Regions from separate parts of the Mus musculus genome. Here regions 1, 2, 3 and 5 are each linked to region 4. The links are chromatin loops, found by intact Hi-C in ENCODE. Cell type or tissue: gastrocnemius. All regions are shown on one strand. Links, peaks and the distances in the headings refer to the core of each region. The heading gives the core; the rest is flanking DNA.

Region 1 (6,078 bases), core at 748-4,747, 81 kb after region 4:
ACTCAATGACATCACTCACTCAAGATAACCAGACGTACTCCTACCCCTCTCCACCCCCATGACGCCCACTGGACAGAATATAGGCAGAGACCAAGAGCAAGGCTCTACTCTGCACATCTGGAGAGACACCACCTTGATCTGTCCTGTGGCTGTAGAGTCTACCCACTATCCTGATTCTTGATTTAGAGACTTCTTTTAGTGACTGGAGCTGACCTTCAGGGGAGCACCTTTGGGGAGATAGGCTTAGGACTGTAGTTAGGAATTTAGAGTGTGAACATTGTATAATGACCTCAGCATAAGAAAATATACCTTTTCTTATACTACCTACATGTATTTAACGTCTTGCTCAAATAATATTCCTTTCCTCATGTCTATTATATTCCTCAACCAAAAAAATCCAAGCATACTCAGATCTGAGATTAGACTACCTGAATTTATCCTTTTGTGTGTGTGAGTGTGTGAGTGTGTGTCTCTGTGTGTGAATCTTCACATTAGATGATTACAAAAATGTTCTAAAACAAACTCACCCCTTGAACAACTCCTTTCCTTCTACTTATTCAGCAACACCACCACAGTTCTATATATTTTAACTGAAACAGTGTGTTTCTGTGACCTCCAAAAGTTGAATTCCAATGCAAGAAAGTGACCAGCTAGAGGGAGAACAGGGCTGGCCTTGCTTGTGCAGCTTTAGTTAGGGTGATGGGAGAGGTGGGGCACAGCTCACATCAGGTGCCCAAGACTTCCTGGGAGGTAAGACAGGAAGCAAGAAAGACAGGCAGGAATGTGTGGAACGGAGTTGGTGGGGGTTGAAGGAGGAAAGAAAGAAGGTTAAAGAAGTGAAAGGAAAGAAAGGGACAATTTCTACCAATTGGGCAATGGAAGGTTCCTTAAGAAAGGGTCTGTACTTTCCTGTCAGATTCTAAAGATACTTGTGCCCTTCCCTTTGGCTAGTTGATTGTGAAATAATCACAATGGTCCCAGGAATCTCCTGCTGGGCAACGAGAAAGGTTGAAGGAAGAACCTGCTTGCCAAGGAGAGATTTCACACAGTATTGACTACTACAATCAGGACTTCCTTGTGGGACAGACTGGAGTCTAGTGGCGCGTCAGTTTCCAGATCATACCCAACTTGGCCAACACTGCTCAGCTACACATACTTCTGGCTCTCTATTCAATCCTAATCCTCATGTTACATGGATTTGGGAGTCACTAGACCTTCATTTGTTCTTCTCAATGTGGCTCCATAGAATAAATTGTCTTCCTTTCTCCACTTTTTACTATCACTTGGGACTTGAATTGGCAGAGCAGAAACAGGTGGTGGAGCCGACCTTGTTAGGCCTGCCAGAGCCCAGGCTTTGATCTGAGAATCTCCAGTAACTGGCTCTCTGTCCAGAGCCACCCAGAGCTTTTGCACTGAGTGCTCTTGGCTGTTTCTTTCTGGTTGAGCCCAGGGCTGGTATGCAGGGGAGCTGCTTGAAGTGGTGCTAATTGTTCCAGGCCTTCCCATGATGGCCTGGGGCGGATCAGTCTCCTTTCCTAAGAAATGTGTGGGGAGACTTTTTTTGCAAATCCAGAAATACCAGACCTCAGTGAGCCTAAGGGCTCAGAAAGAGAAAAGAGGCGTAGGCTCTGGGTAGCAAGATAGAGAAAGGAATTTTGCAAGTAGCTATTGGGTCGGGTAAAAGAGGCCATCACTTGAATTTTGAAGCTGGAGGGGGGGGGACGGGGGGACGAGCTAACAGCAGTGTTTAGACCTTTTGCTTGGTTTAAATACACAGCTGCTCCGCCTCATCTGCTTCCACATAAAGGGCTGATTCTCCCCTCTCCTAGCTGGCCTTCATGTTTTTAAATCAAGACTTTGGATTCCTTTAATGAACCTCTCTCCTGACTCACTAGACATTCTAAGTACTGACTATTCTCACCTTTCAAAGTTTTCCTCGACCCTACTCCTTCCTTCTGGTCCTTTTCGGGTCCTCTTTAAAAGGAAAAAAAAAAAAGCAGGTTTCTCTAGTTCACCTGCAATTCCTTCAACCCTCTTCTAACCAAGTCCTTCTACTTCCCTCCACTGACATGGTGGGATTCTCCTGGCTTCCTTGCCTCTGCTCCTTCTGTTTGGAAAGTTATCCCTTGGTTCTTTACACCCACTGCTTTTATACCATGCAAGGCTTAGATTAAATACTACCTTCTTTCTCGCATTATTTATACACCCTTTTATCCTGCAGTTTATCCCACTGTGTTTATTTTCTCACTTGCTCATAATCTGTCTTCTTCCACCAATAAAGCCGAGTGTGTGCACAACTGTGCTGTATCTACAGCATTTGGCACAGTACTGGGCACATGCTGAGGGCTCACTGAACTGAACTAGGGAAAGAACGACGGAGTCAGTCACTATGTGAAGCTCTGCTGTGAGAGCTTTAGGAATGATGGAAAGCCCTCTGAATAAAGGCTCTTTTCGTTCTGTCCAGCTTGTTATTAAGGGGAGAGGTCGTCGGTGGGTCTTTCAGTGTGGTGGGAACCAAGAGATCTGCAATCACTGGCTGTACTGGGCTGTGCAGGTCAGCGAGGCCCCTGGAGAGGCTAGAGGCCACCTTGGCTGTCTCTCTTTGTTGCTCCCACCTCCCGGGCTCTGGCCGTGGCTGCCTGCAGTGACTCGTGACTCCCCAGCAGCCAGCGAAGGCCTGAGCCCGCGAGGGAGGGGGGCGGTGGGCGCCCCTGGCCCGCCCTCCGCGTGCCCTTCGGACGCTTGCAGGGGGTGCTCCGGGAAGCCGCGCCACCGCGGGCTCGCGGCCACCTCTCGCGCGCACTGTGCGCGCCTAGCCAGCGGCTTGGCCTCTCCCGAGGCGGGGCCCACGCAGCCGCGCCCCCTTCCCGCGCTTGCCCGACTGGGCTCCCGCGCGCGAGCGCGATCTGCCCGCACCGCAGCCCCTCGCACCACGGGCAGAGCCCAGGCGGACGCGCGCTCCGCCCTACCCCTCCCCGCCCCGAGTGGGCTGCGCCCGCCCCCGCTCCCGCCCCCGCCCCCGCCCCCGCGCGTGCTCCCTCCTCCCTCCCTCCCACCCTCTTGCGCCCCTCCCCGTGCGCCCCTCCCGCGCCCTACATCCACCGCCCGGCCGAGGGGGCTCAGTCCTGTGCTGCCGCTGTCGCCGCTGCGCTTTGGTCTCGGAGCTGGCAGCGGCCGCCGGTGCCGCCTAGACAGCTGCGCGGGTGAGCATCCCCAGACAGTAAGCCCGCTTTCCCTCCGCGAGTGTGTGTGTGTGTGTGTGTGTGTGCGCGCGCGTGTGTGTGCGTGTGTGTGTGTGTGTGTGTGTGTGTGTGTGCGTGTGCGTGTGTGTGTGTGTGTGTGTGCGCACGCCTCCGGCGTCCCCGGGGAGCCGCAGCTCGTGCTCCGTGGCCGCTACTCCGGGGCTGCGCGGACCTGCTGGGCTTGGGTACCTGCGGCCTCCGGCCTCCGCTGCCTCGCCCACGTTGGGGGCTGAGGAACCTGGGGCTCCAAGGTCCCTTAGGGTGCGTGCCTAAGCCTCCTCCCCAGGGCTTTCGCTCCCCTGGGGGCCGGGATGCAGGGGGGCGGCTTTGGGTGTTTCCTCTGCAAGGATGGAGGGTGGGAGTAAAAAGAGGGGGCTTTTGGTTTTCTCACCCAGGATGGCGGGCAGTGGGGGTTGGGCGAGGTGGGAACACCTTTGGTTTTTGTTTTTGGTTTTTTTTTTTTCTTTTTCTTTTTAAAGGATAGCTAACAGCAGTTGAGAAGAGCAGGGGATGATGATGACGATGGGGGGGGGGCTTCATTGGTTTTTACATTAAGGATGGCGCCTGTTGGGCAGGGGAGGAAGGTGAAACCTGCCTTGGTTCTTGGAGATGTTGAGGGAACTGCTGTGCTCCCTTTGGGGATGCTGGGGAGGAGGCAGTGGGAGGACTGGAGTGCAAGGAGAATGGTGATGGAGGGAGAAGGCTGGTCGTGGTTCTGCTCTCTGAGGGGGAATGGCAGTGATATGGGGGATGGGGGTGGGAGAGGGGACTGGATTTCAGCTTCAGCATGGAGGCAAGTGGAAGGTTCTAGCACTTAGGTTGAGCCTTGGTTGAGCCTTGGCAAAGTGGGTTAGGTAGACTGCTGGGTGTGACCTTTCAATTTCAGAAAGCTTAAAATTCCCACTAGATGCAGTTCTGGGCTCCTGGGAAGAGGTTTCTGCTTCTCAAGTTCCCATTGCTTAGTCTTCCACAACTGGTAGAGGTTTGAATGAGAAAGGCCAAGGGAAACAGTGAATGTGCTGTGTATTTTCTGCATTTGGGCCTTTCAAGTTTCTTGGGTTCATTCTGATTACAACGACACCTCCCCCCCCCCCCCCGCCATACACACACACACACAAACACACACACACACACAACTAGGGTAGCACATTGGGAACAGGAGACAAGAAAGTGTATGAATGTGATTTCAGATTTGGTTTTGGGATTTCCTGAAGGGCAAGAGTTCTGTCGTAGAAATGCAGCAAGAGTGGAACACATGTCTTTGCTGGAAGTCCTCTGTTCTCTTCATTTAAATGATGCCATCGGGACTATCTGAGCCTCTTTTGATTTGAATTTGGACTAGATCCAGTTTTCCTAATTGGAGCTATCATTTTGTAATTGCTTGTAATTCTCCATGTTATCAAATGTATTGCGAGTTTAGAGAATACTGGGAATATTTTTGTTATCTTGATTAAGGCCGTTTAAATATAAATATAATGTTCCTTGGAAATGAGAATGTTTACAGAGTAGCACAAGTTTAAATTATGGGCCACGTGGAATTGGATAAGGAGTTCTCATCCTTGCCCATCCCCAGGAACAGGCTACTCCCCATTCCTCACATTTGAAAAGGATTGGGGTTGGTAATTTTGTCTTTGGAAATGCGTGCCCATATTTTCTTAAGAATATGCATTAAAAAGCAATGGGCCTTAAATGTGCTAGGAATATAATGCTTCCCTGTTTCCGTTACATAAGGTTCCAATCTAGTCTACCTTCACTCTTTTAAAACATTTATTTACCATTTTTAAGGGCAAATAGAATCTTTATGCAACAGGGAATTTGTTAGATAGGCCAAGGTTTGTACAATGCACTACAGAGTAAGTGCACATTTTACTACTACCGTATAGAATCTGTAACCATATATGGCTTCTGAAATTCTAGGCTTCCATTCCATGATTTAATCTTTTTGGAGAAGGAAAACATTTTTAAAGCAAGTCTAGATTGGGGGATGAAATTTTGAATGTGCAGATTGGTAAAATACCTCTTATATGAGTTCTTTGGAGATGATTTAATATATAGTAAATTAATGGATCACCTCAATAAGATACTGACTTTGTTTATTGCAAATGTTAATACATAAGTGGGTCTACAGGATTAAGAAAAATGTATTTGCTTATGCTGTTGTATACTATTCTACATTTCTGTGGTGTGTATTCTGCCCCAGTGCAACAGTGAGACAGAACCGATTTTCACAATCTAAGTTTAGCCTGGTGTTTTTTGTCTGAGGAATAATGCTGAAGGTGGTGAAAAGGAACAGTATGTTGGTGGGAAAATGGGCCTTAAGTTGCTCTCTAAACAAAAGGAGCAAAGGGAGTCTTTTACTTGGCTTTTTGAGAACCTGTTGTAAGATGGGAGGAAAAAAAGATGAAGAACTTTCAGAAACGAACAGGACAATGAAGTAATTGTTTTAAATCTTAGAGAGTTCACTCTGTTATCTTTTTTTTAAAAGTAACTTGTCAATTGAACTTTTGCGTGAGAAACTCACCACCCTCGCACCTTCGGTTTGAAGAATTATTTATTCATTTGCTGTAGTCTTGGAGATGGAACCCAGGGCCTCCTGTGTGGAGCAGGCGCCTTTATCATAGGGCTATGTCCCTAGCCCAAGTTTAGCCATTAAAAACAAATAATTTGTTGAAGGCACGGCAGCTAATCTCCTGAGGCTTTGCCCTGTTTTCCTAATCTCTTCCTCCTGGTTCTCCTCTTCCCTCACCCCTCCTTTGACTCCCACCCCCTAGTGCCAGAAACATTGGCTTTTATAACCTTGTGGGAGTTGAACAAATGTTCCTGCTTGCTTGAACTT
Region 2 (6,078 bases), core at 800-4,799, 140 kb after region 4:
TCGATGGCCTGCTAAGGCACTGCCAGCTCTTTCATAGTATAGGTTTAATGGCCTTTAGCCGAAAAGCTTAGCAATAGAAGTGTTTAATTTTGGATTTCTTATTTTATAATACTTCTACATATTTAATGAAGGGTACTAAAATGATACTCAAGTCTAAACACAAAATTCATTTACATTTCATATATACATAGCCTGAAGGTGATTTTATATAGAGTTTTTGTCTTTCAAATTAAATATAATTCTATCATTTTTCCCCTTTCCCTTTTTTTCCTCCATCCTAATTTGGGCATCCTCCAGTTCCCGCATGCTTTCTCTCAAGTTCACAGCCTCTGGCCTCCTTTCCCTTTACTGTCTGTGGAATGTCATTTCTGTGCTCTAGCTGACGGGACTGGAAGGGTCTTACTTTTCCCAGGGACACAGAATAAACTGTGTGTTGTGCTTTGACACTGTGACCGTGACCTGGCCCACGAGATCAGATGTGTCCTTTTCTCCTTGTGAGATCTGTCTGTTAACCCGTTTACGCTTGAGATTCCGGAGCCTTTTGGATTTCAGGCTTGGGCTGGGGGCTCTCCCCCCTCCTCTTATGTACTTTGGGAACTGTGAGGCTTTCGTCTTCACTCCAGTGCTACTCTTCCTGTTACTCCTAAAAGCACTCAGCACAGGGCATCCCCACATGGAGGGGGCTGACATTGGCGTGAGTAGTTACCTGGCCCTGGAGAACCTGGTCTCTGATGGTAAGGCTACTGCCACTGGCCCCAGTGCCCCTCACAGTGGCCACCCTGCTCTGCTTGATGTCCAGGAGGTGCATTATAAGAATCGCTACTGGCACGACAACTGCTTCCGCTGTGCCAAGTGCCTTCACCCCTTGGCCAGTGAGACCTTTGTGTCCAAGGATGGCAAGATCCTGTGCAACAAGTGCGCTACTCGGGAGGACTCCCCCAGGTGCAAAGGGTGCTTCAAGGCCATTGTGGCAGGTACTGGCCCCCTCCCACCCTGAAGGCAGACATGCTGTGTGCTTGCTTGTCATGGTGGGGCTAACTTTGCTGTGAGCTGCTTTGAGATTTTAGCATATATATGTACACATATACATACGTGTATGTATGCGTACATATATATGCTCGCACACACGCACACACTCGGAGACTAACGAGCACTGGAGAGAACAGTCTGTGGCCAGAGAATGAAGTGAGAAGTATGTAGCATTTCCTCCTTTGGGCGTAGTAAGTGATCCATGCATGCTTCTTCCTCAGGCGTTTTTGGGTTAGGCAGACCCGTAGTGAAACTTATTAAGTCATTGCAATGGTGGAAGTGGGGCGTGGGGCTTCAGGTACCTCTCCTAAATGGTCCTGCCAGGATCCCCACCTGTGACAGAGCCCGGGGTTGGCATGACTGCAAGTAGCACTCAGATAGGATGAGGCCACTGACTGCAGGGCCCTGCATCCCCTCACCTCTGGGGGTGGGCTGGGGAGCTGAGTGGATGCAGCCCCCTGCAGAGCCTGGCAGTGGGGCTATCACATTGTTTCCCCCTGCAGGAGACCAGAACGTGGAGTACAAGGGCACCGTCTGGCATAAAGACTGCTTCACCTGCAGCAACTGCAAGCAAGTCATTGGGACCGGAAGCTTCTTCCCGAAAGGGGAGGACTTCTACTGTGTGACTTGCCATGAGACCAAGTTCGCCAAACATTGCGTGAAGTGCAACAAGGTATGTTGTGGTAGGTTTGCATCAAGTGCTGTTTCCCTGGAGGTTGGCAGTTTGCAGAGCACTTGCACACACATTATCTCATTCCATCTTCATGATAGCCCTGTGACGTAGGAATTATTGTGCCCATTTTACAGACGAGGAGCCGAGGCTTAGAAAGCAGTGCCACAGCTGATTGTCTGTGTCTCTCTATTCTGAGCCGGCAGCCCTGGCTCTGGAGGCCTGTGGCCTCCACTTTATTCCTTTCCAAAGAGGCGCACCTTGTCTAGGCCTTGGTCTCCTCATCTGTAAATTGGGGATAATAATAGCACCTTCCTCCCATGGCTGTAGTGCTAATGAAATGAGATACTGTATCCCGAAGCATCCAGCACAGTGCCTGGTTGTTGAATCTGAATCCCGGTGCTACACTCCCTGGTCTAGGCCATCACATCTGGAGGAATCACTTACCAGGATCAGCCCTGGCATGCCGAGTGCTTTGTGTGTGTTACCTGCTCTAAGAAGCTGGCTGGGCAGCGTTTCACCGCTGTGGAGGACCAGTATTACTGCGTGGATTGCTACAAGAACTTTGTGGCCAAGAAGTGTGCTGGATGCAAGAACCCCATCACTGGTAGGCTAAAGAGTCCTTGCTAAGTCTGCCAGGCTAGGTTTTGCGCATGGTAACCATCTCTCATTTTCCTGGCGTCGGTTCCATCCACAAAAGGCCTTAGACAATGTCCTTCTACCCCTACCATTGTGGCCCTAAAGGCCTCTCCAAATAGTTTGGATTGTCTCCCAGGCCAGGTTAACCCTTGCAATGCAGAGCACTTCCTGACTACTGTTGACCAACTAACCATGCCAGGAGTTCACAAACCTGAAATCACGGCAGTGCACAGGGGTGAAGGGTGTGGGGCAAGAGGAAACAGGTGGGAGGAGCTAGTGGGGGTGGGTGGGTGTTAAGAGGGAATGGGGAGGGTTAGGGAGGCTGGAAAGCTATAACCTGGCTTTATACCACCCCATAATGGAAGGCTAGAGCAGAGGGGTCTGCTAGCAGGGTCATTTTTATTTAATTTTAATTTTCTTGTGATCATAAGCAAAGCTAATCACTTCATTCCTCATCTTGCGGCCGCGATCCACGTGCCCTGAGCCCTTTCCCAATTTTCCCATCTCCCTGGGGAGCCTTGAAATGTACATTTGAGAAGACTTTTGCCATCCTCAGGGAAAAGGACTGTGTCAAGAGTGAGCCACCCAGTCTCTAAAGCTAGGAAGTCCCCAGTGTGCCACGGGAAACGCTTGCCTCTCACCCTGTTTCCCAGCGCCAACCTCCGGGGCAGGCATCCGGGTGGAGAGAGGACTTGTCCCTCGTGGGTGGTGGTTCTTTATAGAAAAAATCGAAGCTTAGCAGCTCCTCGAGGCCCGGTAAGTGTACACCCTACAAACAGCCCAAGGTTGCCTCCTGGTGGCCACTTTGATGTCATGGCCCTGACTTATAAAGACTTGTTATGCTGGGAGGTCGGTGTTCGTCACAGAGCTATAGTGGTGGTGGTATGGGAACAGGGGTTCTTTAAATCAAGGAAGCCATTAGCTGAGCTCTGGCATCTTTTCAGGTCCTTGACAGCCATAGAAGGGTTGCGGCGGCGCGGGGGACAGTGGCGGCGCGGGGGACAATGCGCGGTCGAGTAGAGGGGAGCAGAGAGCCCGGCAGACACTGACTGTGTGCCTGTCGGCTCTATGAACGGGCAAGTTGTCATTTTATCTCTGACTCCTGGCTTCCTCATCGGTCTTCATTCAGCTGTCTTTCTGTTTTCTTGTGTTTTCCCACAGGGTTTGGTAAAGGCTCCAGTGTGGTGGCCTATGAAGGACAATCCTGGCACGACTACTGCTTCCACTGCAAAAAATGCTCCGTGAATCTGGCCAACAAGCGCTTTGTATTTCATAATGAGCAGGTGTATTGCCCTGACTGTGCCAAAAAGCTGTAACTTGACAGGGGCTCCTGTCCTGTAAAATGGCATTGGAACCATTCTTTGTGTCCTTTGCTCCCTCCCTCCCTCTGTACCATCCATAGGGCAAGAGTGGGCTTTCACCTCTTTAAAGTTGCTCTTTCCGTCTTTTCTCCCATTTTACAGTATTAATCAACGAAGGACACACAGTGATCATATTAAGATTTAGCAAAGAGCAACCTTGCAGCAAAAATAATTTCTCTGTTGCTGCACTGGAAAAACAAAACCTTAGACTGACTCTTCTGCATGTTTCTCATAGAGCAGAAAAGTGCTAACCATGTAGCCACTTCACGATGTAAACGAGAAGCATAGGCGATAAAGCTCCCACTGAGACACCTTTGGGGCTCAGTCTGGATGCGCTGTGCGGTCACGTGACTGCGGTGTAAGAGTTGCAGCGGCTGCTCCAACTCCCTTCTCGCCTTCTCTGGGCAGTTAAGAACTTGCCAGAATGCATGGTTTAACTTCCTTATCAAAACTCTGACCTTCCTTCTGTTCTTTTGTGCTTTCACACGACTAACACAGATTTCCAGAGAATTAACATTTTGAACTTTGTTGTAATTCTCAAGTGACTTTTCCCCCATACTAACATTTGACTCCCTTACGTGGCGTGTTCTCTGAGCGTTCCTACTTTAAAGCATGGAACACACAGGTGATTTGAAGCATCTAAGCAGATCTGAGAAAACGAGCCTGTTTCAGAACAAACTCACCACAGTGACTACTTCGGAAGCTTAACAAGACTAACTCTCCTGTCCTTTTTAATTTTTTTTTTTAAATTTTGTTTTAATGAGTAGTAAAATAGTTTATGGGTTTGGAAACTTGCATGACAATATTTGAGCCTCCTCAAACGTTCCTGCAGTTTTGAGATTCATCCTGTAGACATGACAAAAACTCTAGAGCCGCAGCTGAGCAGGCACAGGGCTGTCATCAAAGTAGGGACAAGGTGAAGTCCTTGTAACATAACCGTTGTCTGCTCTTTGTCTGCATCCAGGAAGAGTGCAAAGTCCCTTTGCTTGTGATTCTTAGAACTTTCCCTCCAGAATTGCAGTTAGACTCTGGGGCTGTCGGAGGTGGTCGTCATCCTTCACAGGCAGGACTGGGTTTTCACCCCCTTCTCTGAAACGCAGGATTGCCTCCTTAACTGTACTCTCCATTTTATTACATATATAACGAGCCAATATCAAAGTAAAGATGTAATGAAAACACACACTCATATATTACTGTAGGAGTGGTTATAGATGCCAACACCTCATTTCCATATTTGTCATTAGCTGTTTCCATCTACTGTTTGATTGTATCCTTACAAAAATAAAGCAGCATAGAAAGAGCACGCCTCCTGTCTTTTTATTCTGCCCAAGGAAGCATGAGAATGTAATAGACTGCTACTCCAGAAACTTGGGGACCTTGCTCCTGACTTCAAGGAAATAGTTAACTGCAATGTACAAAGCTGTAGGACCACTCTGGTCCAGTTTTCAAAACAAAAACCGCTTCAGGGTGTTTCCTGGATTTTCATGTCCTACAAAAGGCAAGAACTTACAATTCTTGCTTGAGCAGGATGGGTAGGAAGGGAATCCCAAATAGGGCCGCTTGAGGAGGCATTATGATTCTTCTTCCCTCTATTCCGTTCCCATTGGCTCTCTGGAGCCCAGGACTCCTGTGTTGTATCATCACCCCGTCCTCCCTACCTTGACCTGGCTTGTGCTTTGAGCCCAAGTCTTATGTTGAGAGACAGGGAAGAGCAGGCTGGCCTGAGATAATGCGCAACCCACGAAGTCAGAACACCTGCAGCTCATATTCTTACCCACACCCTTTCTCTGCCCCAGGGGTTAAGAGGGCCCAGGGAGCCACTGGCAATGGGTGCCTGCTCTGCTCACTTTCTGGGCCCAGCCCTTCCTCCCACAGGACGTTCCTAAGGCCTCGGGCACTTTGCTAAGCTACATTTCAGTTAAAGGTGGGTTGTGGGGGTGGCAAAGCGTTAGGCTACCACAAGCCCCTGGTAAATTTTTTTAAAATGTTCTTTTTAGTGGATGTCAGAATCTTGAGAAATAATGGGGTCTCCTGTTCAACCGAAACATAGCCCATCTGGGACAAGAGTTGAAACTTGTCAGAATCTACCTCAAGCCTTCTTCTTGTGCTGACAATTGAGAATGTGGACCATCCCCTCTGGTGTGTCTCTTTTTAGAGAAATTACCTGTGGAAACACCTTTAAACCAGTGAAGAGCATACATGTAGGTTTCTGAGGCCATGCCTCTGCACCACAGCAGCCAAAGAAAAGCTACGCTGGGGCCTGGAGAGATGGCTTAGCGGTTAAGAGCACTGGATGCTCTTTCAGAAGTCCTGAGTTCAGTTCCCTGCAACCACATGGTGGCTCACAACCATCTGTACTGGGATCTGGTGCCCTCTTCT
Region 3 (6,078 bases), core at 972-4,971, 100 kb after region 4:
GCCTAATAGGTCTAGTTTCCTATCTTCTATTTTAATGGCTCTTGGAATTTGTAAATATTATTCATATTTTAACATTGCAATAAAAGTGGACAAATATATTTTCTTATTCTGTCTTTTGGCCAGAGGTCCCTGAAACTTGTGTGAAGCCATGGGTGTGGAAGGAGCTTCCTCATCTTTAGTCTTGGAATCCGGAATGGCAAGAGGGTTGTTTTCATCCCTCCACAGTTTGCTGGTTTAGAGGAAAGACACATCTCTAGACTGCATTGAAAACCTATTAACACAGGTTCCCACTTATTCCAGTGGAAAGCTTAAAAATACTCATTCCTCTAACTTTGGGAAATCTGTGCACTTTTTAGTTTTTGAATGAAATCAAATCCGTAGAAAAATCTGGACTGATTGCAGCCTTAAATATGCAGCATATAGAGCAGATGCCTTTAAAGAAGAGAACTGGTTTTCCCAAAGCTGTATATGGTGATAGAATTATCTCTAAGTTGTGAAGAGTACTTAAATAAATGTGGAAGGATTAAGGAGATAGTTCAGTGGATAAAGTTCTTGCCACACTAGCATCTTGACTGGAGTTCGGATCCCTAGACCCCATGTAAAAAACCTAGGCAGGGTTACAAGTGTGTAATCCCAGTGCTAGGGAGAGTGGAGACAGGAGGGTCCCTGGACATGCTGACTAGCCTATGTAGCCAATTAGTGAGCTCTGAGTTCAGTGAGAGTCACTGTCTCAAAGATTAGAGAGTGACTTTCATGTGTATTCTCACAAGTGAGCACACCTCCTCACACCCCAAAACTAAAACAAATACTCAGTGAAACGGCATGCGTTGTAAAATTGGAACAATACAGAGGAGATAAACATGGCCATACACAATGATGATTAGCAAATTTATGAAGTGTTCCAAATTTTGGGGCAGGGTTGGGTAGTCAGGGTTTCTAGACAGGATCTCTTTGTATAGTCCTGGCTGTCCTGAAACTAGCTCTGCAGATCGCATCAGCCTCAAACTCATAGAGATCTGCCTGCCTCTGCCTCCCGAGTGCTGGGATTAAAGGCATGGATAAATACATAAATATAGAAAATTGTATGTAATTATTTTTTAGAGTATAAGAGCATGTTATCAGATATACTATATACCTAATCTTCTTTAAATAACAAAACTTGGGCTGTGGTACATTTATATGACTGAAACATACTTTAAAAGTTGCTTTGCTTATTATATTAATGCTTACTGAATAACTGGTTATGTTGCAGGTCTTATGTTGAAATTATTGAAATAAGGCATCTCTTAAATGGATCATTTATTCTTTTGTTTGTTTGTTTGTTTATTTTATGTGAGTACACTGTTGCTCTCTTCAGACACACCAGAAGAGGGCATCAGATCCCATTACAGATGGTCATGAGCCACCATGTGGTTGCTGGGAATTGGACTCAGGACCTTGGGAAGAACAGTCAGTGCTCTTAACCACTGAGCCATCTCTCTAGCCCGAATCATTTATTCTTAATAAATTATTTTCAGTTTTTCTAGAGGGAGCCAGCAGACATTTCAGCTGTATTTATTATTGCACTTTATGGCATCATTGAAAGTATGTTTTGAATGGCACATATGCCACTGTTTCAGACTCCCATATTAACACAAGTAGGGAAATAGATAACAGGAGGGTGAACGAGAAGTTTGAGCCTGCTGGTTACCATCACAAATACTTCTAATTAAGGGGATACTTGGGTTCATGCCTTTTTGATTTCTTAGGTGGAAGAGAATCTCCTGAAGAACATGATTAAGGGATGGTTGCCATGACAATCATATCCAAAGCATCTGAGACAGTGAATCCATGGAGATCATCCATTTTGATTGATTCAACTGGTCATTTAAGTTCATTTCAACAGACATCATCTCTGCATTTTATTTTATTTTTTTCCACGTAATTCACAAAATTGATTAGCAACTTGAGGATCCTTGAAGCTTGACTGAAAGTAATGATAGAGTCATCAGTGTCTATGACCACAATACTTTTGTTAAACCCCATTGTCTTAAACATCATTAAAATGATGTGTCAGGCTCATTAATGACATTTCTAATTTGAGTTACTAGTTTATCAGAATAGGATAAGATTAGCATGATTTATTTGAAAGCATATACCCTAAAATATTCCAGTCTGCTTTAGATTACTTTGGTATTATCACATTTACCCAGTGTTTGGCTGTCCTCCTGGGTTTTTAAAAAAATGTTTTTGCACAATATTGTTGGCACGATATTATACATTATGTCTGATCAAAGCCACAGTTATATTCTACATATGGGAAATGGCACACAGGCAATACAACCCAAAATGATGCTAAGTGGAACACACTAGCACAGGAAAAAAAAGTGAAATGAAGATGCAGATGCAGTTCAAGTCCCACTGTAAAGTTTCTCCTGGTCACTGATGAGGAAACTCTGAATTATGGAAGGGAAAATAGCTCCTTCGGGCTCAGTTGGACCCCAGTGTGTGAGCTTTGAGTTCTCAGCTTGAACCTTTCTCTCTTCTGCCCTCTGGAGGGTGTCAGAGAACATTAGATACGATGCAAGGACTTCTGAAATGAGTAGCCAGGATCCTGGTCTGCTAATAGAAGTCTTCAGCATCTTCGAACTGGTAGCCTCTTCCTACCCAGCAAGAAGGGTATAGGTGGTGAGCAGGCAGAGAAGGCGTTTGTAAAGCCAAGATCTTAGGAGGGAAGCTACCTGACTTTTCAAGTAGAGAACCAAATTCCTTCTGAGTAGAACCCAGTATAAATTGCATCTGTCTCCAGGAATAATCACTTCTAGAAGGGGAAGATGTACTAGTATTTGGAAGCTAGAGTGTGAGGAGATGAAGTTTGAAATTAAAATTGGTTGAGTCTGATGAATATATTTGGTATCAACTATCTGCGGGAGTGTTTATAGTTATCCACATTGATAGCATTTTAACTGCTTGTCTGCTGTAAGAAGTGGTTGTGTAGCTAATATTCTGCGAGTAACAGCTATGTATGCCCTGTACATTTGATTCTTTGCCTTTGTGGGTTGGTTACTATTAGGAAGTTCAGGAGGGAGAGGTTGGGCAGCTAATGTAAGGTGGAGCCAGTGTTTCGCCCCACCCTGTGTGAGTCTGGCAGCCTGTGTGTAAACCAGCTGTAACACGCTGTGTTCTTTCACAGCTGCATGAAAGGGTGTGGCACCTTCTGTGAGCAGCAAGTTCCATATGAGCAGCTGTGAGTGGGAGAGCGAGACTTTTGTATCTGTATGCCATGCAACCTACCTAGAAATAGGAAAGAAGGGCTTTGTGTTGGCCACGAGCCATTTAAAGTCCTCTAGCACGAACAAAAATGTGACATGAAATCAATAACAATGATGTTGTAGTATTAGATAATATTTCCTCCTGTGTTGGTGGGAAGGGGAGCAAAAGATAGTTCTTTGAGGATGCTTCTAAACAATTCTTTTTTCCGCTGACACAGTTTGATGTGGCCAAAACCAAAAAAGTCCTCTTCAAAAAGAAGACTCAAAAGTTATTTATTTTTTAATTTCTGAAATACTTTGATCTCTTACTTTTTTATATTTACATCTTTTCTTTATTTTTTTTTACATCCCAACCTCAGCTACCCCTCTCTCCTCTCCTCCCATTCCCTCTCCCCACCTCCCCTCTGCCTTCCTTATCCATTCTTCCTCCATTTCTCTTCAGAAAATGGCAGGCCTCCCATGGCTATCAACCAGACATGGTATATTTAGTTGCAATAGGACTCGGCACTTTCTTTCCTATTAATGCTGGACAAGGCAACCGAGTAGGCAGAACGGATCCCTCAAGGATGCAGAAGAGGCAGAGCCAGCCCCTGCTCCCACTGTTGAGAGTCCCACAAGAACACCAAGCTACACAACCATAACATCAATGCAGAGGACCTAGGTCAGACCCATGCAGGCTCCCTGATTATTTCAGTCTCTGTGAGCCCCATATGAACCCAGGTTGAAGAACCCTGTCCTTTTTAGCCAACAGTTTGCCCATTTGGACTTCAGAATAGTTGTCTTTATCTCAGAAAGTCATTGTTAAGGTTTCCTAAACAGATGAATCTGTTAGTGTGTAAAATGAACTACACCAGCTCCCGTCTAGCACACACACACACTTCAATCTGTAGTCAGTGCCTGTTTGATAACCAGCCTGGAAGCGGTTGTGGAGGTACAGGAGGGATTCCAAGCCTCGTTGTAAGCTTGGTTTATGTTTGTCCTATTCCCATTGAAACTCCCTGACAGCCTGTTCCGGGTGTGGGAACAAAACAGTTGGCAGCCGATTGTGGTGACACATACCTGTGATGCCAACAGTGGGGGAGGTGGAGGCAGGGATCCTCAGTTTGAAGCTGGCATGGATCACATGGTGAGATCCTTTCTCAAGTAAACGAAACCCAAACAGGGACCTCTTTGGGGAGCTGTCATTTTACCAGGTTCCCTTTACAAGTGATAAAAGGTAGAAATGGGGATGTGTATGGGCTCATGGGGCAGTTGCCTGTGTGTTCGGAGGACACTGTTGTGCATTTGTGTCATGGATAGCAGCAGCCATGGGACACCTGTTTCCTAGTACCACAGCTCCATCCATGCAGGGAAGAGCCTGCAAACTAACCTGCATCCTAATCCTGTTGTGGGTGGGAGATAACCTCATTTCCATGGCAACAGCTAACTATTACTCTGGTGACTTGTGGTCTACACTCTGGATGGATCAGAGCCCCCCTGTGGCAGAATATTCTAAAGATGCTAAAAGAGAAAGGGAGAAAGGTTCAACTAATAAATCTATTCTAAATGACTGAATCATTTGTTTTGATTACCAGAGTGATTGCCAAATGTTAATTTAAAACTGAAATAGGCCATGAGCTCACTTCCCTAACAATGCTGAGAGTTTGAGCTAATACAGCTTGATAATGAGGGAGCCAGATCCACTGCCAGGGCTAATGTTATATGATAAACAGACATTTGGAGAAGTATGCAGAACATCTTGGCTGGTCTCCGTTAGCTCTTCGGGTTGTAAATACAAAGGAGAATGTGTTGCTATGAGTCTTTTCAAAGGAAAATAATTTTTTTAATTGATGACTTTACTTCTAAAAGGTAATTTTGCTATTTTTTTTCTTCAATTTAGGCAACTGGTAGCTGTTCTTAGCTGTGCCCAGTCCTTCTGGAACACATCCTGTGTGAGGTGAGAGTTATTCATTGCTATGGATTCTTATGCTGATCTCTGATTTTCCAATTTTGAGCATTGTACAATGCGTTTTATTTCTTTGAGAAGTTGAAGAAGATTTATCTTAATGGGCCCGACCAGTATCACTGCTTACCCTGACTGTCAGCTCTCTGGGGAGTGCCTTTTCTAGCAAAAAGCTCATTTGCTTTGAACTTGGTAGCATAAAAGTAAAAAGTGGCAGGTGCTGTCGTGGGGAGCAGAGAAGCTGCGTGGGATGACCACTGCTCTGAGTAGAAGGGGACTCCTCATGGTGACTGGACATCAAGTCCGAAGACACTTCCTGTCCTGGGTGAAAGGTGTCAGGCCACTGTCAAACCTGGTGGTAGGAACACCAGAGTGTTTCTTCTGGGTCACAATAGCCTGAGCCAATGTGTTTTTGTTTTTTTTTAATTTGCCTTCAAGTTTAGAAGAAGCCATGCTATAATGGTGCATGTAACCACACTGCCTGGACATTCATCTGCTGTACTCATTGGCTAGACATCCTCTGCTTCCTTCAACTGGGGGGCTGCTTTATGCCCTGTGATAATCCAGGCTTCCTTATTTCCCCTCGAGAGACAGGACATCCATCTGTAAAAATAACTAGAGACATGTAAGAGAGGTCTACTTTAGGTACAATGTAGAAATGACTGCTTCCTTTTGTCCCCCGGTTTCTGTATTTATTCAAGGGACATGATACTTGGGAGCACTGTACTTGTCAAGGTTGCCAGTTTCATACACAAGGAGGTGCCATTGCTGTGGGCACCTTCTCTACTTAGGTAAACCTGCTCAATTCTTTTGAATCAATCATTACAGAAACACACAGGGCTACACTGCTGAGTCTTATGTTTTTCCTTTAATCCACTGAGCCCC
Region 4 (6,078 bases), core at 901-4,900:
CTATGTGCCAGGCATTCCATTCTATGTGTTTAATATGTTTATCTAATCATAGTAACTGTTTTACAATAGGCTTTAAAAAGTTGTAAGTTGTTCAATATCATGCTGATAATTGAATAGTACACAGAGAAACCTATGCTCTTAGTTCCTTCAGAGACCATGGTACATCAAGAAATGAGTGTGATACATGTTGAAAGGACTAACCTTCTTTTTTCTAAAGTTTGTAACTGAAGACACTTCCAGAAAGAGTGAATCAGATTGTGAAACAGCCTAGAAAAAGTGCTCAGTCAGTTGTGTTTCCCTCGCTGTCTTCTACGCAGAGCAAACAAGGCCTCCTGCTCTCTCATCCAACCCCATCCCTGTTCACACTGACTTTTGTCTACATCACTAGATTTCAGAGCTCTTTGGATGGTCCTTACCTGCCTGGCAGCAACATTGGAGGCTTACTTATACCCACTGCCGTTGTGTCTTGTCTTATGAGTATGACTAGGTTTCTTGTCTTATTGCAGTGCCTTGGCTTGTTTGTGAATAAGCTCTATGTTAATTTTAAATATGTCCTGATTAATAGAAGTACATCTCTTTCCTCCATCTAGCCCCTCCCATGTCCTTCCACCCTCAAGTAAACTGTATATTTTGAGAGTCCTCACTGGTGCTTCTGGGTTTTTTTGTTTTTTGTTTTTTTTAAGATTCATTTATTTATTTTATTTATTGCGTACACTGTTGCTGTCTTCAGACACACCAGAAGAGGGCATCAGATCCCATTACAGATAGTTGTGAGTCACCATGTGGTTGCTGGGAATTGAACTCAGGACCTCTGGAAGAGCAGTCAATGCTCTTAACTACTGAGCCATCTCTCCAGCGCCCTGATACTTCTTTGAATGCAGTAAAGACTAGCATGTCAAACAGTTGTGAGACATATAGTCTTAATTTTTACAGTTCAGTTCACATTATTGTTTTATTTTTTTCTAAATACATGTTGGCTTAAAATATTATCACATTTACTCAATAGTTATATCACAAATATTCAATTTTCTCTATTTTAACTGTTAGTAAATTCTTAGTAATCAGCATAAATAGTGAATGTCAGTATTTTGTGGCTTTTACTATTGCTATAATTATTATTAGTTACCTTTATATTGTCAGTTAAAGCCTAAATAGTTGGATTTTCCTTCCTAGCTCTATTTGGGAGTAAAGGTAAAGGCTATAGTTTAAGCATCTTTCCTGCCCCTACATTTTTCAGTTAAACTTTGAAGAAGTGCCTAATGAGTTGGGACTACCGAAGATTCATGTACATCCAAACTTAACCTTTGCATTCTTGATCTTTCCTTCTTCCTTGGTTTCTACATCTGCAGCATGACACCTATGTCCCAGAGTTGCGAGGATTTGGTGAGCTAGCATCAGCAAAGCTCTTTGCACAATATTTCAAGTAATATTTACTGAGCACTCGCTATTTGGTGGAGCCTCCAACCCACTGGTTTTTAGCAGATTATTTTGTATCCGCAGGGAACTATTTGACAACATATTGAAGTTTTTGGGGTTTTTTTGTTTTGTTTTGTTTTTTTCTTTTGATGGTCATAACTAGGAGAAAGGACTGCCATTACTATGTAGTAGGCAGAGGCCAGTATCCTATTAAACATCCTACAGGGCACTGAATAGGCTACTATCTAGACCTGCAATTAAAGAATTATCTGGTCCAAAATGCTGGTAGTGCTAAAATGAAATAACCTTATTCAAAAGGACGGTGGCAGTAAAAGATAGAGAAGTTCTTTGTTACAGTTAGTGGGTAAAGTGATAATACACTAGTTAATAAATGAGCATGACAGTTTTAGATGATACTACATGTGACAGAAATGAAGATGCTGGAACAGTGCCTGGGAATGGGGTATATATAATATGAAGAAGCCAGGCAAGGTCTCTCAGAGAGGTTATATTTGAACTCAGTCTGCCTGAGTGGCAAGACCCTGCCAGTTCAACAATGACCAGGAAGAGCAGTCCAAACAGAGGGAAAAATCAGTAGCAAAGACCTGAAGGCAGGAGCAGATTCGGCCTGTTTGACACAGAGAAAAGCTTGCATGATGAGAGTGATCAAATTGGTAAGTAGAAAAACATGTAGACCAGACCCAAAGGGATCAGGATTCTGAAAACTACCCATGAAGGACCAGTAGCAAAACCTTTTGACTTCCCTAGATCTTTGTTACAGCTCCCCAGATCTGGGTGATATGGGGCCACATAGTATGGTCGTGTACCAACAAGACCTTATTTACCACTGGGTGTGTGTGAGAGTTATGGTATCACTTCTGATGTAGGGTTTTGTAGGATATAGCAAAGACTTTGGGTTGGAAAATTCAGTGGGGATTTTGAAGATAATAAAGCAAGAGAAAGACATGGTCTAATTTCTAGTGTAAAAAGATCATGTCCCCCGTCTTAGAAGCATCAGATCCCCAGTGAGTTAATCAGCTTGCATCCTTTCACATGTGTGACAGTCACACTTGGCTCCCTATCATTTAGCTAGCACACATGCTTTGCATTTCTTTGTTGCTGAGCCTTTGCTTGGCCTGGGATTCTCTTTCATTCTCAAGAACTGACACTACTACCCTTCCCCCTCCCCGATTCTTTTTTCTTGGAGTTGCTGTGTAGCATTGGGTCTGTCCATCACAGCAATTAGCCCATTCATCCTTGTAATCCAATATTGCTAGAAGAGCTACCTACCACTTAGCGCTAGTGATGCATCAAGCACTTTAAACGTTTTCAGTACATTGTTCTCATTTAATCCTTGCAGGAACACTTTGTGCTGATACTAGATGCATTGTTCTTAGGACCACATAGAATGACTGAACTGACATAGCTAGCTGGAAATTATCCTGGAGAAGTCCCGACACTATCCTGCCTTAACGGCAAACTCTTTTGTGTCTGCTGTAGTTGGGTCTGTTTCTCCACTAGTCTGTGAGCCCCTTGAGAACAGGGACCATGTTTAATTCATGTCTATGCCCTGTGCCTAGCACAGTGCCTGGCAAATAATAAGTGTTCTGTAAATGTTTATTAATACTGGTTTTGGATAAAGTGCGATTTTAATGTTCTAAGTGTTCTATCATCTTGACCACTAGGTGTCACTTGAGATGCATAAATGTGGTTAGAGTCCAATGTGACTGGAAAGCTATTAAACAGTTTCTGGACATTTTTAACAAGTGAGCCTTTGTTTGAGCTTTGAATCTGGTCTCGGCCACCTGTTTTCAGATACTTGACCATGACTCCCTCACCTTCCAGATGTGGTGTTGTAGCATCTTCCTCTTTTGAGTGTTGTCTTTGCAGATGTTGCAGATGTTGCTTCTTGTACTTGTGTGTTGCCTGTGCTGTCTGTAGTTGGTAACCGAATCAATACACATTTGAGCACCTACTGTGTGTCAGGTACTATGCTAGACTCTGGGGATACAGAGATGAATTGACACATGGCCTTTACCCTCAAGAAGCTCACAGTCTTTTTGGGGAGACGGACAGGTAAATAATTATACTGTACTGTGATGTATTTTGTAATAAAGAACTGAGAAAGGGCTGCAGAAGCATAAAGGGAGGTGATTCTGTGTAGACATGGCATAGAGCAGTTACTTTGGCACTTGACAAGGGAGTAGAAAGGTGAGAGGACACACATTGCCACCTAAGGGAATGAGTGGCATGAGCCAGAACAGTATTGACTCTTGAAGTTGCCAAAGGTATGGGGAAAGGAGTGTGTTATAGAATGACTGTCAGTGGGGGGGTGGGGCAAGGTAGGCTGGAGTAAGGGGTGGCTACTAGTGTGTCGAGAAGTTTGAGTCCTCCAAAGGACTTTCGACTTAAAAGGTTTAAGGATTGTGAGCTGTTCTCAGAAGCTTCTGTGAAACAGTGACCTGAAGAGTTCCATGCCTGGCAGCTGGAAAGGCTTACTCAACAGAACCCATGAGTCAGAACGGAGGCTGGAACAGCAGGGACAGATGACGAGGAGAGACCTGACAGGCAGGGGAGGGGAAAGAACAGAGCTGGCAGGTCTTAAACTAGAGAAGAGACTCAGAGCTACCTAATGAACTTGTTCCCTGGAATGTCCAAAGAAGGAATTTGATGTAGGTACACGTGTTCTGAGGAACCAAGACTAAATGCCCATCCAGTCAGGGGACCCTGCAGTCCCCCTGGAACCGAACCCTCTTCTGTCATCCTAACAATGTCACCATGAGAGCAGTATGCCAGCTTTGTTTGCGAAACTTTCTAATCATTCTTACTGAGCAACTGGGGCAGTGTTCCTCTCCCCCACTGCTTTCAGGAGAAGTGCTATTGTACTGGAACTGGTAAGTGAGGTTCTAGGACTAGAATACCTGCCCTGCTTGCCTTAGACCCAAAGCTCTTGCTAAAGAAAGCGGCAGGCGCCAGAGAAGAGAGAGAACAGTGACCATTCTGGAGCTTCTGTGTTGAGAAAAGTATTTGCCCGACACTGTATATATGTGGGGAGACCTTCCATTGGATCAAAAATCTCATTTGCTCTTTGTGTTTTTCCTTTAGGGTTGGTGTTGATTCAGACCAAGAACATTTGGTAAATATGCACTTGTGTTGTCCCTGGCATTTCTGTCCAATGTTCAGTCTTTTGGAAAGAAAACTGTCTCTCTTAGACTTCATGCCTCTTTTTTGATACTCTTTTGTTTGCCTCGGCTTTTAGCTGACATCATTTCTGGCGTTTCTCACTGTTCCATAGAAACAGAGTCATAGTTTAGGCTGTAAGTGGCTATCAAGGGTGACAGCTTGCCTATCTGTGGCCATCCTGGGTTTCTGCCACTGAGGAGAATAGGCTCTTAAGTGCTCCTGGGTGTTCAAGTGAGTGCTCTGGCACGGGGAGCCTTTTTCCACTCTGGTTGCGCAGGAAGGCTGGGCTCTGATGTCAGTCCGCTCCAGCTGCTCTTCCTGTGTAACTTTCAAGTTGGATGACCAGCAGCTGCCCTTGAGAACCGCCTTGAAGCTTCGCTTCTGAGTCTCCAGCTGGTCTCCCCTGCATGTTTTGGGGTTTACACTCTCTTACCCTAGGCCTTTTCAACACAGCTCCTCACTTCCTTCCTTTTGTGTTTCTCAGCTGTGAGCTGCAGACTTGTGGACTGGGCACAGCAAAGCTGTCTGTCCTCATGAGACTGACCACCCTTTTCTGGTATTTTCCACCCTCTTTTTAATGGTTTCTGAGCACCACAGAATAAGTGATTCCCTATTACATATTAGATGAGAAATCACATACGAGGTTTTTGAAAATGGAAAATACCTTTTGAAACATAATTCCTATTGTTTCCTGAAACATGGCATGGCATATTTTTTCTACAGTGTGTGCTTTAAATGAAAACATTTACTCAATTCACTTCCTAAATGCTAATTTTGAGTGATGACTGTGTGCATGTGTCTGTCTGTATATATGTGATATAGTAAGTAGTTGCCTGTTTTGTGGTTAGAATCTTAAAGTAGAATTCCTTGGGCAAACCAGATTATGTACACCCTCATCCTTGTAAGCTTCTGGGATAGGTCCAAGGGCTCCTAGTGTTTCAGTGCCTCTGCCTCTGTCATAAAACACTACATTGACACAGCCCTGTTACCCTTGTCACCACAGAGGACAAATATGGAAAGAGGCAGATAGGTGACTGCCAGTTGTGGTAAACAGAAAGAAGTATATTTCTATTTGCTTTCAGAGCCCCATGGACAGATGTTAGCAAGGTAGTCCAGTGAGCTTGCTAGAAAAGCCTGACACCCTGACTCTGATCCCTTGAACCCATGTAAAGGTAGAATGAAAGAAGTGGCTCCACAGAGTTGTTCTCAAGACACACACACACACACACACACACACACACACACACACACGGGAGGGGGGGTGGAGAGGGAATAAATAAATACAATTAAAATATAAAGCCCTTCGGACATCCAATTATATTGTTTACTCAGTAATGCTTATTATGTCCCTTATGAAGCTTGAGGAAGATTCTAGTCCATATGGAGCTTAGGAGTACACAGTAATTAAATGGTAAGATCTGAAGATTATTTGCTTTACAAAAAGTGAAAGCAGGGCCAACGCAATGGCTCAGTGAGTAA
Region 5 (6,078 bases), core at 1,314-5,313, 190 kb after region 4:
GGGGGTGTTATCTTTAGGCATAGAAAGGAACTTGAGGGTTCTCGGCTCACACTTCTTTCTCCCCAACCCTCTACCCTCTCACACTGAGTGTTTTTCTGGCCTTTTTGTAACTTCCTCTTCTGCTGCAGAACAGGGTGGACAGTTTGTGCACCAAAGCCACATGAGGAGTGTGAGCAGCCATTGTGCTTTACTGAACCAAATGCTACAGATTCGCTTCCATCCTCAATTGCATAAACTGGTGGCTTAGGTCCCAAATGCCAGCTGGTACCTAAATGTACCCGGCCCTCCTGTAGCCTTTTTGGTTTGGTTCTTCTGAAAGAGAGTCTCACCATGTAACCCTGGTTGGCTTGGTACTGTGTACTCCGCACTCACTCAAAGTCATGGCAGTCCTCCTGCCTTAGTGCTAGGATTAATGATGTGTTCATGCCCATATACTGCACACTCCCTCCCCCCTTTTAAGAATATTCTGTCTGGATCCATGTACCCTTGAGTATAATCTTTGATCACTTACACGTCATTCATCATTCAGTAGTAAGTGGTGTGTCTGAGAGTTTAGCCCATGGCATCTTGCTCCTCATAACAAACCTTGGGCTAAATGCTTTTTGTCCCATTTTTATGGAGCAGGAAACTGAGGCTTAGAAAGGTATTCAATTTAGACCAGCTTAATTGGTAAAAGTGCCTGCCTTGCCAACCTTACAATGAGCTCATTGCCTGGAATATGCAGTAGAAGGACATAATAGAACGTGATTCTCTGACCTCCATGCTGAAGCCATGACATTCACCACCTGTGCTAGTGTGCATACACGTGCACATACATCCCTCCCCCGAACTTCACCCTCATGATATTACTAAATAAAAGAAAAATTAAGAGGGAGAAAGGAAAGAAAATTAAAATGCCCAGAGTCACATAGCTCAAATGTATCTTTTCTATGATATAAATTTAAATTGTCTACTCTAGAACCTTTGTTCTCTCTGTTTTGGTCTTGCTTTGTTTTTGAGCCATAGTATTCCTGTGCTGCTCAGTTTGGCTCCACACTCTTAGGCTCACGTGAACATCCTGCCTCTGCCTCTTGGGGGATGGGATGGCAGCCATTACTGTGGTTCCTAGCTCCGATTTGTTCTGTTCTCATGGGATGATGACTGACTATTCATCATACTATCTGCATAATGTTTGAAGTATCAAATAAGATAAAAAAAAGAAAACCGGGCTGGTGAGATGGCTCAGTGGGTAAGAGCACCCGACTGCTCTTCCGAAGGTCCGGAGTTCAAATCCCAGCAACCACATGGTGGCTTACAACCATCCGTAATGAGATCTGACTCCCTTTTCTGGAGTGTCTGAAGACAGCTACAGTGTACTTACATATAACCAATAAATAAATCTTTAAAAAAAAAAAAAGAAAGAAAACCACCAAGATGCCTTGTAAAGTGTAAACAAACCTTGCATAAAAATGTGTAGGCATTTTGTAAATGTAAAGTCCATTAAATAAAATAAAAATCAAATAATTAAATAATAAATAAAATAAATAATTAAATGATAAATATGAAAAGATAAATAAAATAAATAATAAATAATAAAATAAAAATAATAACTAAATAAAAATAAAACAATTAAACCCATCACTTGGATTTAATTTAGCTACAGTGATTAGGAATTCTTTTTTCAGAGTGGATCTTACTATGTCTGCTTGGCTGGCCTGGACCTGTTGTAAGCCACATGTGGCTAGCTTCCTGTGTCTGCGTCCCAAATGCTGGGATTAAAGGTCTGAGCCAAAACTTTAAAGACAAATATATATATATATATATATATATATGGTTTTTTGATATATGGTTTCTCTGTATAGCCCTGGCTGTCCTGGCTGTCCTGGAACTCACTCTGTACACAGGCTGGCCTTGAACTCAGAAATCTGCCTGCATCTGCCTCCCGAGTGCTGGGATTAAAGGTGTGCACCACCACTGCCCGGCAAAAACCAAAACTAGTTTATGAGTATGTGAGAGTGCTTGTATAGATGTGTACCATGTGTGTACCTGGTGTCTGTAGACGCCAGATGAGGGTGTTGAGTCCCCTATCCCTGGAGTCTTAGGCTTTTTTAAGGCACCAGATGGGGGCACTGGGAACCAAACCCTTCTCATTTTAAGATTAGCCAGTGTTGTTAACTACTGAGCCCTCTCTCCAGTCCCTAATTTAGCTATACTGATTCTATAGGCTTCAATTAGCCACATAACCTGGCCTAATAGCCATGTGGTGGGATGGGCTTAGTAGTTTCTGTTCTAAAATATATATTTTGAGGGGCATGTCCCTGGTGATTGCTAGAGGACCCTCTTTTCACTAGTGTCTTTGTTGGTGACTGATGGAATGGGATAGAGCTTGAAGAAGTCGCTAGCCTCTGTCCGCTCCTCTCCTAAGGGAGAGAGCCAGGGTTAGACAGACACATGGAACCTTAAAACTCATATCAGCTATATCAGGGTCCTTTCAGCCAACGCTTGCTAGTGTATGCTATGGTGTCATCGTTTGGAGGCTAATTATGGGATGGATCCCTGGATATGGCAGTCTAGGCCGGGGCCTAGCAAACACATAAGTAGATGCTCACAGTCAGCTATTGGATGGAGCACAGGGCCCTCAATGGAGGAGCTAGAGAAAGTACCCAAGGAGCTAAAGAGATCTGCAACCCTGTAGGTGCAACAACATTATGAACTAACCAGTATCCCAGAGCTCTTGACTCTAGCTGCATATGTATCAAAAGATGGCCTAGTCGGCCATAACTGCAAAGAGAGGCCCATTGGACACACAAACTTTATATGCCCCAGTACAGGGGAACGCCAGGGCCAAAAAGTGGGAGTGGGTGGGTAGGGGAGTGGGGGGGGGAGGGTATGGGGGTCTTTTGGGATAGCATTGGAAATGTAAATGAGGAAAATATGTAATAATAAAAAATATTAAAAAAAAACTCATATCAGATACTCTTCACACTGGGACAGACCTGGACACCCCTGCCCACTGTGCCTTTCTTATTTCTTTAAATCTATAATTTTGAAAATGAACATCCTGTCCATTATTGGGGAGAGGATCCATATGGAGTGTGTTGTATGAGACTTTATCAGGAAATCAAGGTATGAAATGTCACCAAACATCCTGGCATGGGACATACTTACCTGTGTGGACTGTCCCTTCCTGTGTAAGAACTGCCTACTTGTGAGTAGCCTCTTCATGTGTAACGATGTGTCTCCCTATCTAAGGATAAGAGACCGGCATTGAAGGGGAAGAGACTTGAGCCATTAACTACATCAGGCAAACCACTCCAGCTCTTCCATCTATGCGAATTCATGAAAGGATCATCCCCAGCTGTTAGTCTCAGTCTTGCCTGGCTTTATACTTGATGCCCCTCTCTGAAATCTGAAATTTATTTGTGACTACTTTTCATTGGAGCCAAACATGTTTGGCTGTTCAGAAAATAAAAGTAGACATTTAAAACCTGAAGGTGTGTTATAGAGGTCATCATGGAAATGGCAACCTAACCCAACCCAACCCAACCCAACCCAAACCAAACAAACAAACAAAAAACCCAACAACAACAAACAAAAACAAAAAGAAAACCAGGCCTTGCTCTTTGGTAAAACTGAGTGTTGCTGCCACCTAGTGGACAAGATGTATCATGCAAGCAAAGTCAACTCTGGTTAGGTCTACAGAAAAACACCAGCCATCAGCCCACTGTTGAGAAATTAGTTAACTCAGGAATTCCACTGGTATATTAGACATCACACTGTTACTTTATTTTCTTTACATTATTTTTGTTTATTTTTTGGAGACAGGGTTTCTTGAAACCTGTGTGTTTCTCTGTACAGCATTGGCTGTCCTGGAACTCACTCTGTAGACCAGGAGGCTTTGAACCCAGAGAACCAGCTGTCTCTGCCTCCAAAGTGCTGAGATTAAAGGAGTCCCCCACCACTACCCGGCTTTTTTTTCTTTTCGAGACAGGGTTTCTTTGTGTATCTCTGGCTGTCCTGGAACTCACTCTGTAGACCAGGCTGGCCTCGAACTCAGAAATTCACCTTCCGTGCCACCACTGCCCTGCCCTTCTTTAATTCTTTTTTAAAAAAAGATTTGTTCATTTACTTTGTGTGAATGTTTTGAGTGTGTGTGTGTGTGTGTGTGTGTGTGTGTGTGTGTGTGAAAGAGAGAGAGAGGGAGAGAGAGAGAGCATGCGTGCTCGTGCATGTCCAGTGCCAGCAGAGGTCGAAAGAGGAGATCTCATTTCCGAAAACTGGTGTTATAGGCAGTTGTGAGCTACCTGATGTTGGGAACCAGGCCTACAAGCCTAGGTCCTGTGCAAGAGCAGTAAGTGCTCTTAACTGTTGAGCCTTCCTTTCACTGTTTCTTCATTAGCTTAAAGCCAATAAATTTTCATTTGAGCATAATGGGTTGGGAGGAGACCTACTCTGGTCTGTAGCTAAGTAGTTAGTTTGTTTGATTTACAGATGCTATTCTCAGAGGCTGCCAGAGGAAGGTAGACTCCAAGCATCCACATATACGGTGTTCTTCCCATGTCCTAGCTAGATTCCCAGGACGTTAGAACATCCGAAAGGAGACCTTTTAGGGCCTTGGGCTAGAAGCTGAAGAGGAACACTGGTTTGACCGAGGTCACACATAGTTGATGTAGGAGAAGCTGGTTTGGTTGAATGGGAGTGGGTATTTGCCAAAGCACCTTGGAAAGACATGGAGCTCCTGGGTCTCAGAGAGGCATCAGCGCTGGGGACATGTTTAAAGGAATCCATTCTGGTTGGGAGGGATTCTGAAGAAACAGAAATGCGGGAAGCTTCAAGCATCAAGAGGCACTCTCTGCTAGGCTAGGGGATGGTGGGGATCACTGGCTGGGGCTTTCACAGAAGCTGAACTGCATCTTCAGTCCTTTCCTTCCCTAGGCTTCCCACCGTTTAGGTTGCAACAGTGTCTCACTAAACTATTCTTCCTGTCCCTGAACTCACGGTGTAGATCCAGCAGGCCTTAAATTTGATATTCTCCTATGTCAGCCTGCAGAGTTGCTGCGATTATGGGTGTGTGTCACCAGGCCCAGTTTAGAATGTCTTTTCTTTTAAAAACAACAGCCCTTCTTCTCCTTATCATGAGTACAGCAAACTCACATCCCCTGGTTGAAACAATCACTTATTTCCATGCTTTCACTATAGTCAACAACCTTAATATCGGCAGTAATGGTCGCTGATATTAACAAGGGTAACCACTGTACCTTGTGTTTTACCGTCCCATTTTACAGTCGAGTAAGCTGAGACTCCGAGAGCAGTTTACTTAAAATCACATAGTTTCTCCTGATGATTTCAGCTCTCAATCAGCCTTCTCCGGTACATTAATACTAGGAAACAGGAGGTGAGTGTGCATCCTAGCTCCTAAGGGGCATTGTCCTTCCGTGAAGCTTCCCTTCCGGGTGTACTTAGCACCCTTGGTAAATTAGCACACAGGTGGAGCATCATTCTAGCCTTTTCTCAGGAAATAATCAATTGGCCTGCAGGGGGAGAGATTACCCCAGGAAAACATTTTCTTGACTGCACAAACAATTGCTTGCTAGCTGTGGGTGGAAAAGGAAAACCGACTGTAGGAAGACATGTGACCGATGAGAAGAGTACTTGAGTATCTACTGCTGTTTGAGATTTTTAGAGCAGTTGCCTCTGTCCATTAACATGGGTAATTGAAGAATTAATTATAGTGAAGACATTCCAATCTTTCCCTTTCACAGGCAAAAATCTAATCAGGAATAAACAAGTGTTTACAGAATTATTTACAGAAAGGAATGCACCTGCTACTAATGTTTGTTGTTAAAGACTCCTTCTTTCTCCTTGAGTTAATGATTAGCTGGAGAGGATCAGTGAGTACCGTTTTACGCCCCCCCCACCCCACCCCCCCGTCCATCCATCACCTGTGTAGCACATATCTCTATATCCCTAACAGAATATGCACCACAATAATTTCTCTCCAGCTCCACCCCTTCTTTGACATTTGTTGGTAGCTCAGGCAAGAGTATAGGTTAACATGACTTTAATATTTTATAGTGTTTCTCGGTGGTCTAAGCAGAG

Evidence for each region. Hi-C counts contacts between places; a loop is a spot of excess contacts. Peaks named below come from ENCODE experiments on the same cell type or tissue, not always from the same donor. Only the 100,000 strongest peaks of a DNase experiment are listed, where the experiment ranks them.
Region 1: it touches region 4 in a loop (2.8-fold over the local background); 11 of 42 quality-filtered maps call a loop at or near these places.
Region 2: it touches region 4 in a loop (5-fold over the local background); 14 of 42 quality-filtered maps call a loop at or near these places.
Region 3: it touches region 4 in a loop (8-fold over the local background); 14 of 42 quality-filtered maps call a loop at or near these places.
Region 5: it touches region 4 in a loop (5-fold over the local background); 14 of 42 quality-filtered maps call a loop at or near these places.

The regions. Positions count from the first base shown.
Region 1 is chrX:56,728,666-56,734,743 of GRCm38, forward strand. It overlaps Fhl1 (four and a half LIM domains 1), which reads left to right and starts at 3,096. Exons shown (of 7, transcript NM_010211.3): 1 at 3,096-3,203. In gastrocnemius, for the core only: no CTCF peak of the experiment used is centred there; DNase peaks (open chromatin) are centred at 2,361, 2,981, 3,424 and 3,441; H3K4me3 peaks cover 2,423 bases; H3K27ac peaks cover 2,199 bases.
Region 2 is chrX:56,788,345-56,794,422 of GRCm38, forward strand. It overlaps Fhl1 (four and a half LIM domains 1), which reads left to right. Exons shown (of 7, transcript NM_010211.3): 4 at 800-974; 5 at 1,533-1,702; 6 at 2,120-2,306; 7 at 3,500-5,002. The coding sequence ends at 3,654. Among named protein-coding and RNA genes, the nearest start is that of Map7d3, 31 kb to the right of the region's middle. In gastrocnemius, for the core only: a CTCF peak has its summit at 3,137 (motif pointing left); a DNase peak (open chromatin) is centred at 3,121; H3K4me3 peaks cover 728 bases; H3K27ac peaks cover 1,784 bases.
Region 3 is chrX:56,749,205-56,755,282 of GRCm38, forward strand. Fhl1 (four and a half LIM domains 1) reads left to right here. Exons shown (of 7, transcript NM_010211.3): 2 at 5,131-5,187. It overlaps Gm23258 (a small nuclear RNA gene), which reads left to right and starts at 806; the gene lies at 806-911. In gastrocnemius, for the core only: a CTCF peak has its summit at 2,542 (motif pointing left); no DNase peak of the experiment used is centred there.
Region 4 is chrX:56,647,107-56,653,184 of GRCm38, forward strand. It overlaps Slc9a6 (solute carrier family 9 (sodium/hydrogen exchanger), member 6), which reads left to right. Exons shown (of 16, transcript NM_172780.4): 13 at 4,522-4,552. Among named protein-coding and RNA genes, the nearest start is that of Gm39515, 32 kb to the right of the region's middle. In gastrocnemius, for the core only: a CTCF peak has its summit at 3,102 (motif pointing right); a DNase peak (open chromatin) is centred at 4,852; H3K27ac peaks cover 1,646 bases.
Region 5 is chrX:56,835,931-56,842,008 of GRCm38, forward strand. No RefSeq gene overlaps it. Among named protein-coding and RNA genes, the nearest start is that of Map7d3, 17 kb to the left of the region's middle. In gastrocnemius, for the core only: a CTCF peak has its summit at 3,637 (motif pointing left); a DNase peak (open chromatin) is centred at 3,638.